Regions from separate parts of the Homo sapiens genome. Here regions 1 and 2 are each linked to region 3. A link is a loop called in an ENCODE intact Hi-C map of the cell type or tissue named here. Cell type or tissue: gastrocnemius medialis. All regions are shown on one strand. Each heading gives the region's core, and the rest is flanking DNA. Links, peaks and the distances in the headings are about the cores only. Region 1 overlaps YY1-DT (YY1 divergent transcript). Region 2 overlaps LOC107984696 (a long non-coding RNA gene). Region 3 has its middle 4.7 kb from the start of CCDC85C.

Region 1 (6,069 bases), core at 677-5,676, 610 kb after region 3:
TTTACCTGCATGGGTAGAAGAAACTTAACAACCACCTCCTGGTTTTGTGGCTGACTGGTTTCGTGTGCTGTACCGGAGGCTCCTAAGGGCCGAGCTCCCCAAGCTGAGCTCAGTTGTCCAAATGGGACTTGCAGGTTCACCCCTCGGGCCTTTGGACTACAGTGTCCTCCTACTCCCTTCCATCCTCTCCTGCATACAGGTAATTCCTACTGACCTTTAGGCCTCACCCAAGCAGCACCTCCTCCGTGAAGCCCTCCCAGCCTGCCCCAGTGGTCCTGCCCTCTCCTTCCCCCCTCCAACTCACACTCCTGGTGCCCCCACCATGCTGGGAGCATCGAGACAGTGGCTGCTTCTCAATCCCCTGCATCACCAAGTCTCCCTTGGCTGGGGTGACCACGGGTGCACAGGGTGAATGAAATCAGAAGTGTATTTGGTTTTTGTCTTAATGATGACTTAACCATTTTAAGAAGTGTTATCACTCAAAGTAGAGTTCCCTCCAGAGGGCATGGGCTTATTCTCACATGTGGCCAACTCTCCCATCACCTTGGCCTCTGCAGAGGCCCTTTGAGCTGATGTACCGGATAGCAGTGTGGCCAGGGCAGGCTGGATGGAATCCCTCATGCACCACTTGCCAGCTCCCAGACCAAGGGAGCCAGCCTTGACCTTTCCCAGGGCCAGGTTCCCCACTGGTGAAATGGGATCTTAGGACACGACCTGTGAGAAGGTATGCAAGACCCCCCTCAGGAGCCTGGTCGGAAGGGCTGGTGACACAGCCTTTGCTGTTGCCAGGGGAGGGTGCCCAAAGATGAGTCAGGCGGCTGCTGACTGCAAGATGCTTAGAAAACATGGTGGGCATGACCTTTTCCATCCATCCATCCATCCATCCATCCATCCATCCATCCATCCATCCAATAAACATGCGTTGAGCACCAGTATTGAAATGGGCCCTAGGGATGGAGCAGCCCCAGCCCAGGCCTTGCCTAGCTCAGCCCAGCAGGAGGCCAGGCCTGAACACAAACCCCTGAGATCAACACACAGGCTCTGTGTGGAGCTGGGAAGATACTAGACAGCAAGAGAAGAGAGGAAACCCCATGCTGGGGGTGGCATGGGGTAGGGTATTTTCAAGGAGACAGGAGGTTGGGGTGGCAGAGGGGGCAGGGGGATGGGAAGGCCCAGCAGAGGGAACAGCATGTGCAAAGGCCCAGAGTATGAAAACTGGCTCTGTGCTTCTCTTTAGGCAAACACCGGGGTCAGGGAGGCTCTTCCTCTCTGCCCCTCCCACTGAGCTCTTCACACCCCGTCACATGGGTGGGGGTTCTTAACCTGGGATCCACAGAGAGAGGGGAGGGGAAGGGAGGTCAGAGGATAGAAGCCAGGGGGCTTCTGAATTTGGGTTGAAGGAATGTATGCGATCTCATTTTCACCCACCTCTGATATTAAAATTCCCACAGTAGTAGGTGTTAGCTGTCCCTGTGACTTTGTCACCAAGAGAAACCCAGATATATTCATATCACATTTCAGCTGTTGCAGAAATCTCTAAATATCATTTATACTCACTGGTATTTCAAAATCATGGTGAATATTAGACTTGCAACTTTAGTCTTGTTATTTAATGTGTGAGTAAAATACATTATTACATGTGTGTTAAGAATTTTATTAACTGTTACTGTATTTCTTTTCTCTCTTTCCTTCTGCAAGTCTCACTCTGTCGCCTAGGCTGGAGTGAAGTGGCACCCATCTCGGCTCACTGCAGCCTTGACTTCCCAGGCTTAAGGGATCCTCCTGCCTCAGCTCCCGAGTAGCTGGGCCCTCAGATGTGCTCCACCACGCCCGGCTAATTAAAAAAAAAAGTTTTTGTAGAGACGGTCTCACTATGTTGGCCAGGCTGGTCTCCAACTCCTAGGCTCAAGCGATCCTCCCGCCTCGGCCTCCCAAATTGTTGGGAAAACCGGCGTGAGCCCCGCGACCAGCCAACTATTTACCATAGTAGCCTTCCTTCCTAATCTTGTTATTTTATTCATCTAAAAATATTTTGAGAGGGGCTTTGTAGGCTTCCCCAGGCTGCGTCAGGGTCGGGATCTAGAGCGAGGACCAGGCTGGGGCGAGGGCGCCGTGTTCTCAACTGCAGGGCCTGAAGCGGGGCGGGAGGGTAAGGGCGCACACTACCCAGGCAGGGACAGGGACCCCGCAGAGCCTGCCAAGGGGCAGCCACGCGGCCCACGGAGCCGGAGATGAGGGAGGAGCCTGGCCCGCGCCCGGCCCCCGCTCGGGTCGGTGTAGCCCAGCCCCAGCCTCCCAACTGCTGAGGATGAGAGCAGGGCCGCGGCCTTCGCCCGGCGCAGCGCCTGCGTTCCCGCCGCCCTTCCCAGTGCCGCGAGGAAGCTGCGGCAGGAAGAAGGGCGGAGGTGCCCCGGGCGCCTGAGACGCCCGGCAATGGCCCCGCTACTCTCGCCGCGCACACGCAAAGCCGCTTCCCAGGCAGTTGCGGCGTTCGGGGCCCGCTTCCTCTCGGGCCGGGCCTTCGCCGGCCGCCTGCCCGTACAGGTGTCCCCCGGCTCCGTGACTGCGACTCTCCCAGCGGAGAGGGTCTCCCAGGAAGCAGGGGCGAGGAGCCCTCGAAGGTCTCGGGCGGCAGCGGCTCTCGGCGCAGAGGGCGGAGGGTACGACCGCGACACAGGCGGGGCGGCAGCTAGCTCGCGAGGTGCACCCGGCACAGGCCCCGCCCCGCGCTTCCGGCTCTCAGGGCCCTCGTGCCCCGCCCCGCCCTCCTCCCCGGGGCCCCTCGTCCCCCGCGCCCGCCTAGCCCCGCCCCGGCTGTGCTGGATCCTCGACGCCCATCGCCAGGGGTGGAATCCCAGCCCCGCCTAACACAGGTGGAAAGAGGCGCAGAGAGGCCTAGTGACGAGCTGGGATCACAGGGAGTTGATGGCAGCGCCGGGAGAGCCCAGGCTCCGAACTCCCGGGCTGGGTTCTGCCCCTACAGCCCGAAAAGAAAGCAAGGGAGCCGGTGAGGGTGACACCCAGATAGGGGCGAGATGCACATTTCGTGTTCCCAAGGTGGTGTCTGTAGTAAGATAAGTGAAACTCGAGGCCCAAACGAGGACAGAGCTCAACACACATTCTATTTTTTCAAGAAGGCAGGGAGGCTCCGAGTCAACCTGCTGAGTCAAAATCCAGACCCCAAGCATTCCTAAGCCGGGCCAGCTTCAGCCTCAGTGCCCCACGCCTCGGTTTCCTTATCCGTAAATTAGCGTAGTGTGTAGCTTGTACTTACTCAGGTAGATAATTATACGCCTTTTTAAAGCGGAGAAGAGAAGAAATGCTCTCATCCATTAGCAGTGGGATTCTGGGTGATTAAAACTCGTTTTTCAGTGCTCACCTGTCGAGTGAAAGCTGTCTTATTTCCACTCACTGGAGAGCTCTGGAGACTGGAAGCTGTGAGTCTTGGTTACTGATGTATTCCAGCTCCATATGGTGCCTGGTGCTTCGTATGTTTTGTTGACCGAATAAGCAAGTAACTGGAAGCATATACCCATCCTCTCGGATCACTCACTTGGGTAGGGAGTGATTATAATTCTACCCCAGAGCGGTCTTGATCATACGTGGAAATTGGGAGCTATAGGAGACAGGGCCCTGCAGTTAAAGGGAAGGGCAGGCTTCCCGGAAGAAGTGGCCCTAGTGGCAGGAGGAGTCTGGATGGGCCACACGTGGGCGGAGGCTCCAGCACAGGAGGCCCAGGCGTGCCTCCAGTTCAGCAGGACACAGCAGAAGGGTAGGATAGGCAAGTGGTTTGGCCACAGGTGAGGGCCCTGAGTCTGACAGTAAATCTACATTTTATCAGGGGACAGTGGGGACCGGTGGAGAGAGCTGGGAACAGGAAGACTGGCTGGGGAGGAGGCCTGGGGCAGTGCTCCTTAGGGTGCCACTATGGTCCACCGGTGAGGTGGTCTGGTCTGGAAGGATGGGAGGTTCATGAAAGACCAAGTTAATCAGGAGTCGACCTTCCTGCAGAGCAAACTCCAGGCCCAGATGGCATCCTCCGTGAGTTTTAATATACATGTATGGAACAAAGAGTTCCGCTTTTATACAAACTCAGAACACAGAAAAAGAGGGGACTGCCCAACTGGTTCGGTGAGGCAATGATAACCTTGACACCAACACCTAATAAGGGAAATATGAAAAAGAAAAAGGACAGGGCAATCTCATTCATGAAAAATAGACACAAAAATCCTACACGAGTAACAAACTGAATCTGGCAGCTTCTAAAAAAGACAATACAACACAGTCAAGCCTGTTTCTCTCAGGAGCGCAGGGTCCGTCAGCATTGGAAAACTCAGCATCATCTATCACTTTAATGGAAAAAAGGAAAAGACATACCATCCTCTCTAGGCTCGTAGAGAAAACTAAAGATCCACTCATGAGAAAAACTCTTAGCAACCTAAGAATGGAAGGGACTTCCTTGCCCTGACAAAGGGTAGCTGTAAAACCCCATAACAAACATCGTAGATAGTGGAGGAACAATGATAGCTTTCCCTGTGAGAATGGAAACATGGCAACGATGCCCACTGTCACCACCTCCAGTAGGGTGCAAACTGTACGGGAAGTCCAGGCCAGGGAAGAAAGGCAAGGAAAAAGAAAAGGATATAAAGATCTGAAAGGAAAAAAACAAACTGTCATTATTTAGAGATGATATAAAAGCCAAAGAATCACAAGGTAAGTTACCATGAGAGTTTAGTGAGCTTGCTAGATATAAAAATCAATATACACAAACCCACTGCATTTTCATTTAAAAAATTTTTATTTATCTTTTGAGATGGGGTTTTGCTATGTTGCCCAGGCTGGAATGCAGCCTCCTGGGCCCAAGCAATACTCCCACCTCAGCCTTCTGAGTACCTGGGACTATAGGCACTCTCAGCTGCATTTTAAAATTCCAGCTGTAACAGTTAAAACATCCAGCAAGAAAAATCATTTATAGGCTGGGTGCGGTGGCTCACACTCCCAGCACTTTGGGAGGCCGAGGTGGGCAGATCATGAGGTCAGGAGATCAAGACCATCCTGGCTAACACGGTGAAACCCTGTCTCTACTAAAAAATACAAAAAAAGTTAGCCGGGCGTGGTGGCACACACCTGTAGCCCTAGCTACTCAGGAGGCTGAGGCAGGAGAATCGCTTGAACCCAGGAGACGGAAGTTGCAGTGAGCCGAGATTGTGCCACTGCACTCCAGCCTGGGCGACAGGGCGAGACTGTGTCTCAAAAAAGAAAAAAAAAAATTTATAATAATATCACAGACCTCTTAATAAAACAAGTACATACAGAGATCTCAGGAAAGAAATAAAATAAAACAATTTTTTTTTCTTTTTTGAAACAGTCTTGCTCTGTCACCCAGGCTGGAGTGCAATGGCACGATCTGGGCTCACTGCAACCTCTGCCTCCTGGGTTCAAGTAATTCTCCTGCCTCGGCCTCCCAAGTAGCTGGGATTACAGGCGCCCGCCATGACGCCCAGCCAATTTTTGTATTTTTGTAGAGACAGGATTTCACCATGTTGGCCAGGCTGGTCTCAAACTCCTGACCTCAAGTAATCTGCCTGCCTTGGCCTCCCAAAGTGCTGGGATTACAGGCACGAGCCACCGCACCTAGCCAAGAAAACAATTTTTTTAAAAGTACAAGATCTCTATGGAGAAAATCAGAAACCCTGATTGTGAGACAAAGGGGACATTGTAACTAGAGAGATATACCGCGTCCATGGATTAACATTAAAAGAAGTCCACTTTCTCCATGTGATTTATAAGATCCATGCAATCCCAATTAAAACCCCAATGGTGCAAAGCAATAAAGAAATGCAAGGCTGTATCACATCACAAAACTGCACTAGGACCTGTAGGGAGAAGGAACGGTCATGGTCAGGCTGGGGCACAGCCTCTGGGATGCTGGCTGTGTTTATATCTTTACCTGGGTGCTGGTTCATGATACAATTATTCTCTAACTTCTTTGCACAGTTTTTGTATACACTTCTGTATGTATACCTTTCTCACCAAATTGAAAGCAAAGGAATAAAATGTAGAGACTAT
Region 2 (6,069 bases), core at 394-5,393, 570 kb before region 3:
AATTGGCCAGTTAGGTCAGCTGTAGGTCAAGACTTGGAAAAAAGGCTTCCTGTGGGGCGTTGCCTAACCCAGAGGGTCTTTACAGGTGTGTCTGGGACACCAAAGCTCCTCTCTCCACTCGGCCATCCTAATTAGCTTTTATGCAAACAGCCTCATCAGATTTAATACAAATCTCTCTCTCCCAACAAGAAGTCTCATGACATCACCCGGCTCCAGGGAAGCTGGGAAGATGGCCTTCCATTTGACGGAAGAGGAGGATTAGTTTTTATGACCTGCCCCTGCTAATGTGCGTTTAGACGAAGTGGGATGATCAATACAAGTGGAGGATGCTGATTTGACTCGCCGGAGTTGATTGAGGAAAGGGCATTGCTCCCCCTTCCATTTTTATAAATCACTTTAAAGGCCTATCGATCTTCCACTGGACACAGAGGGGCAATGACCCTGGGGGAAGCTTCTTAACCCCTTCTGCTATCCCTGCTCCTGATGTAAGCTCATCGTCTGTATGCTGTGGATGCCGGTGCAGCACCCGTGACTTAGGCCAGTGGCCGTCCCAGGCCCAAAGTCTGAGTCTGGCTGAACCCATTCATCAAGTGCTGTTTTCAGGGCATTTTGGAAATAAGGAAGCACCCCTAACTTCTACACACACGTACACACCACACACATACACACACACACACATATGCATAGGCGTGCAGGTGCCCACACAAGCACACACTTATGAGCACCATCTTAAACATACATGGAATTCTAGCACTAAGGTCAACCGAAGGCATGAAGCTCACATACAAGCAATCAGTCTGTAAACCACCGCTTCACACCAAGACAAAAGGGCCACTTGGTGTTGCTCCAACATGTGCCTCTCTCTTCCAACTGGTGTTTTCTCAGATGTCTTTTCCAGTCCTGTTTTCATTCTCCTTGGATCCCACCACTTGAGAAGGTAAGAGAATGGTGGGTAATGCAGTTTGTTCTGGGCCACCCAAATGTCAGGGACAACTCTGATCTGGAGGGTCCCCTCCTGCCTCCCAAGACATCACCCACACTCTAGGCGTGCTCATTACCAAGCACAAGCACAAGTGCACAAAGGCAACTCTTGCAGTGGCCTAAGATGTTATTTCAAATGCCGCCTTGAAAGAGGGCTTTGGGATATTTTTATAGCTTAGAGCAGAATTGGTCCCTGGAGCAGCGTCACGATCAGGGATCTGCATCCCCACTTCCCTTCTTTTAGGAAAGAAAGTTGGGAATTGGTCACCCCTGCAGGCTGACACATCTCTGCTACAGCCCTTCTTGGGGACCTTCATCATCTTGGAGGATTGGGACCCCACAGGACCACACACGGAGAGGTGGGGCCCAGCTGGCTGCCAGGAGCCCTGTGGGCTTGGGAGGCAGGTGAGTCATTGGAGGTATGGGTGTCGTGCATTACAGTGAGGGACTCCTAAGGACAGTTTCCACTGTCCTGTGATAAGCCGACCTCGGGGACCTCTGAAAGGTCATCTGCTGGCCCAACCCGGGGTCCAGTGGACACGTTTCAGGGGCTGGGGCACTGGCGCTTCTGGGAAGCAGGAAGAGGAAATGGCAGGAAGGTGAGGAGCTGCTCGGCCCCAGTCCTAACCATGAGGATGCCTCCTCCCTAGTCACAACCAGCGCCATCTCTTTTATGGAAGTGAACCCCAAACTTCCAATAGGGTACTGACTTAGACACTCTGGACTCTATCTTTTAAGGAAAGGGGAAAGAAAGGGGAGGGGGAGGAAAAGGAGGGAGGAAGAGAAGGAAGGGAGAGGGAGAAGGGAAGAGGGGAAGCGGAGGACAAAGGCGCCCCTTGCTGCCTCCTCCTCCCTCCCTCCCTCTGCCCCTCCCCCTCCCTGCTCTTTCTGCGCCCATATTGACCCTCCAGGCCACCGTCTCCAACTTGGCTAACAGGCTGATCTTTCCAAAGCACCAAGAGATCACGTCACCTCCCACTTAAAACCCTCAGTCTCGTGCCACCAAGAGGATAAAATCCTCTTCTGTCCTAAGCTTCCGAGCTCCCCTAGAATCTGGCCTGGGAGACCCCTCCTGAAGCCCCGCCCGCCCAGGGCCATGCACACCTCCCCAGACACCAGACGTCTCAGGGTTTACACGGGGTGCCCTCCGCGGCCCCCTTCCTGTCTTCACATCTATGTATTCTGTGTATCATTACCCCAACCTCTGATGGAGAAACAGGTTCAAAGTGATTGAGTCGCATCCCCAAGGTCGCACACGGATAAGCAACCTAAACCCAAGTCCTCATGCTCTCTTCCCCTGGGAGGGGTCGGACATGGAGGCCCGCAGGCGTTTTCTCCACCTTCCACAGCCTTGATTGTGCGGAGGCAGCAGCGCCACCCACAGGCAGCTCTGGCTTGAATCCCAGCTTCCCCACTTCACCTGGGGGACCTTTGGTGGGTCACTGAACCCTTTGGGCTCTTCATCTGTAAAGCGAACTAAGAACACAGCCTGGGCTGACGGGGAGGATTACTGAGAAGGAGAAATGCCATTTCCTGGGCCTTTTGCAAAATGTGTAACGGACATCCGCTAGCAGAAAGTCTGAAACTAGATTTCACCACTTGGGAGGTGGGAGAGCGGTGGGTAGGGGGGTTTGATCTGAGCCACCCCAGATTTCAGGGCCAACGCTGATCTGGAAGCTCCTGGGGACTTCTGAGACTCTCCATCCCCTGGCATTAGAAAATGTACAGGGAAGCACGCTGGAAACCAGGAAGCTCTAGGCAAGTGTAGATTACCATGACCAAGCCTGGGCTGGGAAGAGGAAGAGAGGACAGAGCCAGGCTGGGAGGGAGCCAGAAAACACTCTTGTGGGCTGGGCTCTAGCAAAAAGTGCTGATTTGGGGAATCCGTGGATTAGAGAAGAATCTCTTTGCCTATATCTTGCTGTGTGACCATGGGTAAAGTCCCAAACTTCTCTGAACCTCAGTTCCCACAGCTATAAAACCAGGATATTGGGCCAGCCTCCTAGATCTTTGCAGGTATCAGCTGTCTATGAAGTGTCACCCACTCGTACCACCTCTGTTCCGTGAGACACGGTCACCTCACCACCTTGGGAGGCGTTGTTGCTTCCATTTCCAATGTGAGCAAACGGAGGCTCTGTGAACCGTGTTCCCAAGGTTGCAGAAGGAGAAGGGGCCGGGCCAGAAGCAGAACCAGCTCCATCTGCCCTCCAGGGCGGTGCTCTGCCGCAGTCCCTGAGATGGCTGCCCTCCCTCCGTGCAGGCGCTGGCCTGAACAGGCTGGCCCAGGGCCCCCCAAGCCTTCCATGCTGGTGGGAGGGCCGCCTGCACAGCCAGTGCGTCCTCCTCGGCGGCCCGTGCCAAGCAGCCCTGCCCAGACCGCACGAGGAGCTGGCCACGACCTGCCAGGCCCGCTAAGCCCCTCCCGCCTGTTTCTCATTTAGAGCAAGCCCCGGCTGCAGCCCAGACATTCCAGAGGGGACAGTCAGACGCCAAGCCCGCCCATGGCTTGGGAAACCGGGCTGCAGGCAGCCCCGTGGTCAGGAAGCTCCACAATGTTTTCCCCTCCCTGTCGACATTTTAAAAGTTGCTTAACCCCTGGAGAAGTCTGGTCCACTCTTTTGGGGCCCGGCTGAACTGAGCCATCCCTGACCCTGGCATTCAAGGGCTCCATGGCCAGGAATAAAAATGACTCTGTAGATGAGCTGGACTCCCCATGGTTCCCAGGCTCTCCTGGCTCAGACCTCCTTCTCCAGCTCTTTGTTCTGGCTGGTCTCCACCTCTGAGACAGCCTCCCTTCCAGCTGGGAGTCCTGAGGCTTCCTGGTGGAGGAGGCATCAGAACAATACAATTGCCACTAATTAGGTGTCAGCTGCTGGCTGAAGTGAACACCCCCACTTACCCCCGCTCCCAGAAGATGCAGGTGGAATCGCTCTAGCTGTCCCTGGAAGAATCCTACCCTTCACACAGCCTTGAGTGCGTTAATTATAGATTGCCGCCTAATGACATAAGTAGCGTTCCTGAATTCCGCCAAAGTGACAATTTGCCATCAACATAAAGCCGCTGCCCGCGCTGCTAGCTGGCCGGGCATCCGGGCGCGAGGCTCTGCGCTCCTCCCGGCCCCTCCCTCCGCCACCCTGCCCAGCACCTGGATGACGCTTGCTTGGCTTGCTAGTCAAAATACATCCTTTTCCCTGTCACCGCTGCCATCTCAGCCCCCAAAAGTAGGGCCTCTTCTTTTTTCCTTCATCTTTTTTTTTTGCCCTGATTTATCAACCCTTGCTGATGGAACCAAGGGCTTTTAAAAACTGTTCCCACAGAATGGCAGTTCCTCAAAAAACTAAAAATAGCATGATCATTGGTCCCAGCACTTCCGCTTCTGGGTATACACCCAGAAAATGAGAGGCAGCATCTCCAACAGATATTTGCACACCCGTGCACACAGCCGCGCTTTTCACAATAGCCGAAAGGCCCAAAGACAGCGGAAGCAGCGCCAGAGTCCCTGGACAGATGAATGAGTAAATAAGACATGGTGTATATGTACAGTGGAATATGGTTCCGCCTTAAAAAGGAAGGAGATTCTGGTGTGTTCTACAACGTGGGTGAACCTTGAAAACACTATGCTAGGTGAAATAAGCCAGACACAAAAGGATAAATACTGTAAGACTCCATTTATACAAGATACCCAAAGTGGTCAAAATCATAGACAGAAACCAGAATGGAGACTTCCAGGGGCTGGGGGAGTGGGGAATGGGGAGGTGTTATTTAATGGGGACAGAGTTTCTGTTTGGGAGGACGAAAGGAGAACTCCTTGTAGCAAATGAAGCCAACACAGAGAAAAGCAGAAGTGTGGGGATATGTCAGGGAGAGAGAGAAAGAGGGAGAGAGAGAGAGGGAGAGGGAGAGTCAGGTGGGGGTGATTGTCACTGTGTCTGAACACCTGGATCCAGCCATGCCTGAAGCTAGACTTATCTCCTTGGACTTTAATGCATTCCATTTTATCCTTAAGCCATTTCAAGTGGGGTTTCTGTCACTTGTACCCAAAATAATCCTGTTTGATAAGAAATGGATTTTCACAATTAATCCATGTCAACTTTCGCCCCCTGGGGTTCCCTCTCCCCGTATTCCTTAGGGTATTCTAGATGGATGTACCATTCATGGGACACAACAATGTGAATGTACTTGATGCTACTGAAAAACTGCTGAGATGGTCAATTCTATGTCTATTTCACCACCATTTTAAGCATTGGTTTAAAAAAAAGAAAGCAGTTCCCCATCTCCCCGACAGGGGACCATCTGAGGCTGGGGAAGGCAGAGTCTCCGACAGGCCCTGAGCCTCTCCCAGGGCCCGGGGCAGCCAGAGCTCAGACCCAGCTTGGTCTTCTCAAGGGCCTGCAAAGGGAGTGAGGCGAAGTGGCCGGGCCAGGGATGCATGTGCTGTAAGAAGCAGGGCAAGGATGGGAATCCAACCCTGACACCACTGATGTGGCCTCTCTGCAGGACAGAAAAACACATTCAATAAAGGAGACTCCTCCGCCCCTCCCAGAGACTGCACCGGATGTGATGCAGCTGGAAGAAAGGAAGTTCCTTCCGTAAGATCTGACAATGAAAGTTTGTCTATCTGTTCCCCAAGCCACACACACACACACGGGACAGGGACAGGACAGGGGACAGGGACAGGACAGGGGACAGGGATGAGGGCCACATTCTCCTTGACCAGGTCCCTTACTTAACCACCCTAATGGCCCCCCACAAATGCAGAGCATGATGGGAAAGCACAATAATGGGCCAGGCATGGTGGGTGATGGATGTGTTTTCGTCTGACCAGCCACCCTCCCCTTAACTATGCCTGGGCCATGTGGGTTGGCCAAGGCTGCCCCATCCCCAGCTCCAAGGTGGGCACATGACCCAGGCCTGGCCAACGAGAGCCTGACCACCAAATGACCGTAGATGGCCTCAGAGACAGACATGAAGCCGAAGTGAGTCAGTCACAGGAAGTATACTCCAGACCCTTAGCTGGAATGACTGAGAAATGTGCTGCCTCCTTCCTCAAGGCTGAATGAGCTGCTAAGTTTGGAGCTGCTTGTGCCA
Region 3 (6,069 bases), core at 654-5,653:
CTGGGGGTGGGCCAGGGAAGAGGCGTGAGAGCTGAGGTCAGAGGTCAGAGGGGCCAGATCATGTATGATTCCAAGACAGCTGGGGAGGCAGTGGGGTTTTAGCAGGGAAGCAACATGACCTGGTTTACCTTTTTAAGAGGCTCACCCTGGCCCACATGTTGAGAAGAGATGGAGGGGAGTACACAGAGAGGTCCAGATTCAATATCTCATCTCCCACCCGTTCGCCACTCTCTCCAGACAGATGGTCAGGGGAGGGTGGTGGGGAGAGGATGGGCTGAGCACAGCTTCCAAGGTTAAACCCCAGGGATGCTGAGGGTCTCCCAGGCCCTGCCCAAGAGAACCAGCTCCTGAGGGGAGGGGACATCCTCCCCTCTGAGGCACTGCTCTGCTGGTCCAGCACAGCTCAGTTTGGGTTTAGAGAGGGAGGGGCTTTCAGCTTCTGCCTGGGGGAGCTGCAGGTCTGTCTCAACCCCCAGGAAGCCATATTAACTTCAAGGAGCTCCTTGCAGGCTCCCTGCAGAATGAAGCCTGTGCACAGAGTTGCTCCCTGGAGATCGAAGCGTAAACGTTGGATACACCATAGGAAAAACCCACCAGCTCACCAGGGAAGTTGCTGAGACAGCACTGTGCTTTGTGAGAACCCCCTCCCCGTTCGTGCATGGCTCCTGGTGGTTCCTGGGGCCTGTTATCTCTGCCCCCTGATCCTCCAGAGCTGGCAGCTTCCGCTGAACTTCCAAGAAGAAAGTGAAGCCTCTATCTAGGTGGGGTTTGTTTGCGTCATCTACAGGCTGTGTGGACCAAGGACCAAGAGTTCCTCTGTGGAGTCTTGATAGCTTTGCTCACATCCTCAGGGTAGAACAAAGACAAGGTGCTAGTGGTGGTGGTACTGGGTGGTTTGAGGGAGGGTCTCTCTGCTCCCCACACCAGGGCTGGGAATGCTTGGGCAGAACAGGACAGGACCAGAGGAGGTGAGAGGGCCCAGGGCTGAAACAGCGTCCTGAAGGAAAAGGGACTCCCCAGGCCAGAGCCCCCTCCCGGAGGGCCCATATCGCAGGGTCCAGCAGTAGGTGCCATGCCCCCTGGAGTACTCACAGCCCAACAGAACCAGGATCCCAAAATGTCAACGTGACTTTGCCTTTTTTTTTTTTTTTTTTTTTTTTTTGGCTAAGACAGGGTCTCACTCTGTCTCCCAGGCTGGAGTGCAGTGGCATGATCTTGGCTCAGTGCAGCCTCAACCTCCGGGCTCAAGAGATCCTCCCACCTCAGCCTCCTGAGTAGCTGGGACCACAGGCACCACCATGCCTGGCTATTTTCTTTTCTTTTCTTTTTTCCCCCATAGAGACAGAGTCTCACTGTGTTTCCCAGGCTGGTCTCAAACTCCTGTGCTCAAGCAATCCAATTCTCCTGCCTCAGTGACTTTGCTTCTTAAGCCCCTTGGTCATGACAACTCTGCTTTGTTATGAAAACAGTGAAACCAAATCATGGTGCACTAACAGTCATACTGTAGGTGCCCAGGGAAAGTAGCTGTGAGTCTTTTCAAAATAAAGGTGCCCCACCAACATTCTACCCCCCTTTTTTTAAAGACTCTCCCAGGATGTGTGTGTTCATTTAGAGCCACACACATTTGTGAGAGCCAGCAGGGGCTGAGAACCGGTACGCTAACACACGGTAGATGCTAATACATGGTAGACAAAATACTCCAAAACCTAGGGCCTGTGGGGGGAGTACTGGTACAAGCTGGTGACAAGCAGAGTGTGCCCCTCACTTTCAGGGGGAATGGACTTTCTTACTCTTCTCTATGGTTGGGGCTGTGAGCTCCAACCCCAGAGGCAGTACCATTTGGTGTTTGCTGAGTGAATGTCAAACCTCTCAGTACGTGACAGATTGAGTCTGAGGCTTCATTTTGAAGGTGAGGAAAAACAGAGCCCCAGAAGGGAGATGCCTGGCCCAAGGTCACTTTCATTCATTAGCTCACTGAACATAGAGGAAATCTATGAGTATATATGCATTTATACACAAACACATTTAAATGGGAATATATATATACACATTGCAATGCATTGTGGTAAGTACTGCAAATGAGAATGGGCAGAACACATCATTGTGGGAGCATGCTCAGGCACTGGGAGTGGCTTCCTAGAGGAGGTGAATCTTGAAGGAGTTTGTCGTCTTGTGGAGTGGGGAGGAGGCTCCAGGTGGAGGAAGCAGTACAAGCAAAGGCCCAGAGGTGAGCAGGCGAGGGGTGTGGAGAGACACTATTACACCTTGCAGCTGGGGTATACAGAAGGGAACAGCAGGGTGGGGAAAGTCGGGAAGAGGTTGAGCGATGGAGCTGGGCAGAGGAGGGCTTTGTAAGCCTCAGAAGGAAGCTGGACCCTTTCCCTGGGAGCTCTGATATCTAATAATAATGGCAATGACAATGACAATAACCAACACCACCTGCCGCTTATCCTAGACTCAGTATATGCCAATGATTCTAACCTGTCCTCTTTTGAGGGTTATAATAAACCTATGAGGAGGTGTCATTAGCCCTTCGAGGATTGAACATGGGTTCTTATTGGCTGGTTGTTTGCCTCCAAGAAGCTCAGCTCATTGGGCGTGAACTTACAGGCAGTGTTCAGAGGCTTGTGGACACCCAAGGACTCTGGTATGGCCAACAAAGTGTTTGGTGGTAGCTGAATCTTCTTCAGGACAGTGAGGCAATGGTGGCTGACCAGGTCTGGGCCAGACTATGAGGTATCATCCTGAAAGGCTACCAGCAGCAAGAAGTCAGGGTCCACTGAAAAGTGGTTAAGTGTTACTAATATGGACAATGTTGACTGGGCACTTTCTAGGTACCCAGCACTGTGCTAGAGTTCCACATAGATTGTCTCACTGACTCCTCACTGATGCGGTAAGAACCCTCTGTTCCCATTTTACAGAGTAAGAAACTGAGGCTCACACAGGTTAAGTCACTTGCCCAAGGTCACATGGCTAGCAAGTGGCTGAACCAGGATTTGAACCCAGGACCATCTGAGCTCCAGAGTGTATCTGACCCCATAGACTACTGTCTCCCACACCTCAGTTTCCCTTCTCAAGAAGGAGGAATGGGGTGGATGCTCTGCGATGTCTCTTCTGCTGTGACTCTGGTTCTGTGATGCTGAGTGTCTGCAAGGTGCCTGGACCCATGTTCACCACCCACTTCCTCCTGCTTCAGGCTTTTCCATGTTGTGACCAAGCCTCAGTGGCTCTGACGCCTCTGGATGGCACCTGTGGTCAGAGCTCTCCAGCTATTTCTACTGATAGAACACTGCATGTCATTAGCTCAGTCTCCCTGCAACTCTATCACTGTCTGGGTGGGTGACCCTAGACCAGTCCCTTGTCCTCTCAGAGCCCCAGTATTCTCATCCAAGCCCTCCCTGACAGAGCTAGTGTTAAGCACTTGGCAGAGCTCTTGCAAAGCTCTGGGGAGGGGAGCCACGCTTCCTTTCCCATCCTCTGCACCAGGACTATCTTCCCATGAGGATATTTCTACCCATTTTCCAGAGGCAAACACTGAGGTCCAGTGAAACAAGGATTGTCCAGGAAACCCCATGCTTGCCCCTGGCAGACTGGGCTACAAAGGATTCTGGGTATGGCCCTGGGCTGCCACCTTCTTCCTTTTGGGGTGGGGCCAGCCCAGAATATGGGGATCCTCAAGAACACAGAGTTCCGAGGTCATGTGTCTCAACTCCCACATTTATAGGTGGGGAAACCGCATGAAGCTGGGACTGCCAGTTTCCCTACATGCTGGACCGCCAGGGGCAGCAGTGAGAGGGCTAGGGGAGGATGGGTTCCTTCATCCCCACTGTTAACCATCGTGCCAGGCACCTTTCTGGAGCTCAGGAAGTCCGCACTGCACAGGACGGCTGCCTAGAACCGCTGATGTTGCAAGGCAAGGGTGCAGCTGAAGCCCAAAGGGCCTCACATGTTGACAAAAAGCCTCAAGTATAACCTGATGGCAGTGGGGAGCCACAGAAAGGCTTAGAGCAGAGGAGAGATCTGGCCAGACTTGTGTGTGATTAGAAAGCACTCAACAGGAGGTTTGAGGGGAGATCACTGAGACTAGCAGACAGTGAGAAGGCTTTGAGGCCAGGCAGGCCAGAGCCAGAGCCAAGTGTGATGGAAATAAAGAGATTGATGGGGGCTGTCAGCATCTGACCCCTCCCTTTCCATGACTTCCCAGCCAGAGCCATGGAAATTCTCCGCCTGCCCCTTTAGCTGCTGACATCTCCTCACACCATCGCCTGATGGAACAAGACAAGAGGGAGGCTCAACATACTGGGGAAACTGAGTCAGGGGAGTTCTTTGCAGAGCTGGCTATTGCCTCAATGCACTTAATATTATTCTTATGGTGAACTGGTTCATATTACAAAGAACACTGAGAAGCATATGCCTGGGAGCCCACCACCCAGACTAAAGTATTACCACTTCTGCTTTTGATGCTCCTGCAGCCCCTCCTGGTCACAGGTCCCAGCCTTCCCCGACCCAAGGGTATCTGGGAATCTCAGTGTTGTGTTGGTTATTCCTGTGCTTTCAGCTTACCATATTTCTCCCTTATAAGATAGTGTTTAGACCAGGCACGGTGGCTCACACCTGTAATCCCAGCACTTTGGGAGGCCAAGGCAGGTGGATCACTTGAGGCCCGGAGTTCGAGACCAGCCTGGCTAACATGACAAAACCCCCATCTCCAGTGAAAATACAAAAATTAGCCAGGTGTGGTGGCAGGTGCCTGTAATCCTAGCTATTCAGGAGGCTGAGGCAGGAGAATCGCTTGAACCCGGGAGGCAGAGGTTGCAGTGAGCAGAGATCATGCCACTGCACTCTAGCCTAGACAACAGAGCAAGACTCCACCTCAAAAAAAAATAGTGTTTGATTTTGCATGCTTTTGAACTCTTTCATGGCATGGTCCTTCATGTGTTCATTTGCAGCGTGCTTCTGCCCTCATTATGTTGGTACATGTAGCTGTAGTTCATTCATTTTCATAGCCATATAGCAAGGTTACTCAACCTCAGCGTGGTTGTGAGGGGCTACTGTGTGCATTGTAGGACATTCACCAGCAACCCTGGCCTCCACCCATTTGACGGAAGTAGTACCCCTGTCCCCCACTTTAAAAACTAAAAATATTTTCATACATTGCCGAATTGCCCTTGGCTAAGAACTACTGCTATCTTAGATCCATTGCATGCATATATTACCTTTACTTTTCTCCTGTTGAAGACATTTGTTTCTAGTTTTGTTTGTTTGTTCATTTGAGACTCTGTCACCCAGGCCAGAGTGCAATGGTTCAGTCATGGCTGACTGCAGCCTTAACCTCCCAGACTCACTCAAGTGATCCTCCTGCCTCAGCCTCCTGAGTAGCTTGGACTACAGGCTCTCACCACCTGTAATTTTTTTTTTTTTTTTTTGAGATGGAGTCTCACTCTGTCACCCAGGCTGGAGTGCAATAGCACTATCTCGGCTCACTGCAACCTCCACCTCCTGGGTTCAAGTGATTCCCCTGCCTCAGCCTTCTGAGTAGCTGAGATTACAGGCATCCACCACCACGCCCAGGTAATTTTTAGTAAAGACAGGGTTTCACCATGTTGGTCAGGCTGGTCTCGAACTCCTGACCTCAGGTGATCCACCCACCTTGGCCTCCCAAAATCCTGGGATTAAAAATGTGAGCCACCGTGCCTGGCCTTTTTTTTTTTTTTTTTTTTTAAAGAAAGATTGGTTCTCACTATGTTGCCCAGGCTGATCTTGAACTTCTGGCCTCAAGTGATCCTCCTGCCTCAGCCTCCTAAAGTGTTGGGATTTCAGGTGGGAGCCACCATGCCCAGCCTAGTTTTTGGGTTGTTTTTTTTTTTTCCTATAAGCAATGCCCTGTGGACCTTCTTATACGCGTGTCCCAACGCACATGAGTATGAACTTTGCTCACATCTATACCAAGACAGAGAATGTCAGGGTCACACAGTACACACAGGTTGGCTAGACAGTGCCAAAGTGCTTTCCAAAGAGCTGGGGCTAATTCTTACTCCTGCCAGAAGGATATGGGATGTGCCTTGCCCA

The links. Hi-C counts contacts between places; a loop is a spot of excess contacts. Peaks named below come from ENCODE experiments on the same cell type or tissue, not always from the same donor. Only the 100,000 strongest peaks of a DNase experiment are listed, where the experiment ranks them.
Region 1: it touches region 3 in a loop (2.8-fold over the local background); 4 of 110 quality-filtered maps call a loop at or near these places.
Region 2: a loop joins it to region 3, with 6 times the contacts of the local background. A loop is called at or near these places in 2 of 110 quality-filtered maps.

What each region holds. Positions count from the first base shown.
Region 1 is chr14:100,211,860-100,217,928 of GRCh38, forward strand. The region is part of intron 1 of YY1-DT (YY1 divergent transcript); the gene reads right to left. Among named protein-coding and RNA genes, the nearest start is that of YY1-DT, 24 kb to the right of the region's middle. RefSeq lists enhancers at 1,884-2,384, 3,062-3,111, 6,051-6,069 and a silencer at 2,122-2,841. In gastrocnemius medialis, for the core only: no CTCF peak of the experiment used is centred there; a DNase peak (open chromatin) is centred at 2,752; H3K4me3 peaks cover 1,396 bases; H3K27ac peaks cover 1,933 bases.
Region 2 is chr14:99,032,698-99,038,766 of GRCh38, forward strand. All of the region lies in intron 1 of LOC107984696 (a long non-coding RNA gene), which reads right to left. Among named protein-coding and RNA genes, the nearest start is that of BCL11B, 240 kb to the right of the region's middle. RefSeq lists an enhancer at 5,723-6,069. In gastrocnemius medialis, for the core only: no CTCF peak of the experiment used is centred there; DNase peaks (open chromatin) are centred at 2,784, 3,444 and 4,437; H3K4me3 peaks cover 542 bases; H3K27ac peaks cover 419 bases.
Region 3 is chr14:99,605,886-99,611,954 of GRCh38, forward strand. It overlaps a transcript of HHIPL1 not described here. Among named protein-coding and RNA genes, the nearest start is that of CCDC85C, 4.7 kb to the left of the region's middle. RefSeq lists an enhancer at 587-881. In gastrocnemius medialis, for the core only: CTCF peaks have their summits at 3,742 and 3,941; no DNase peak of the experiment used is centred there.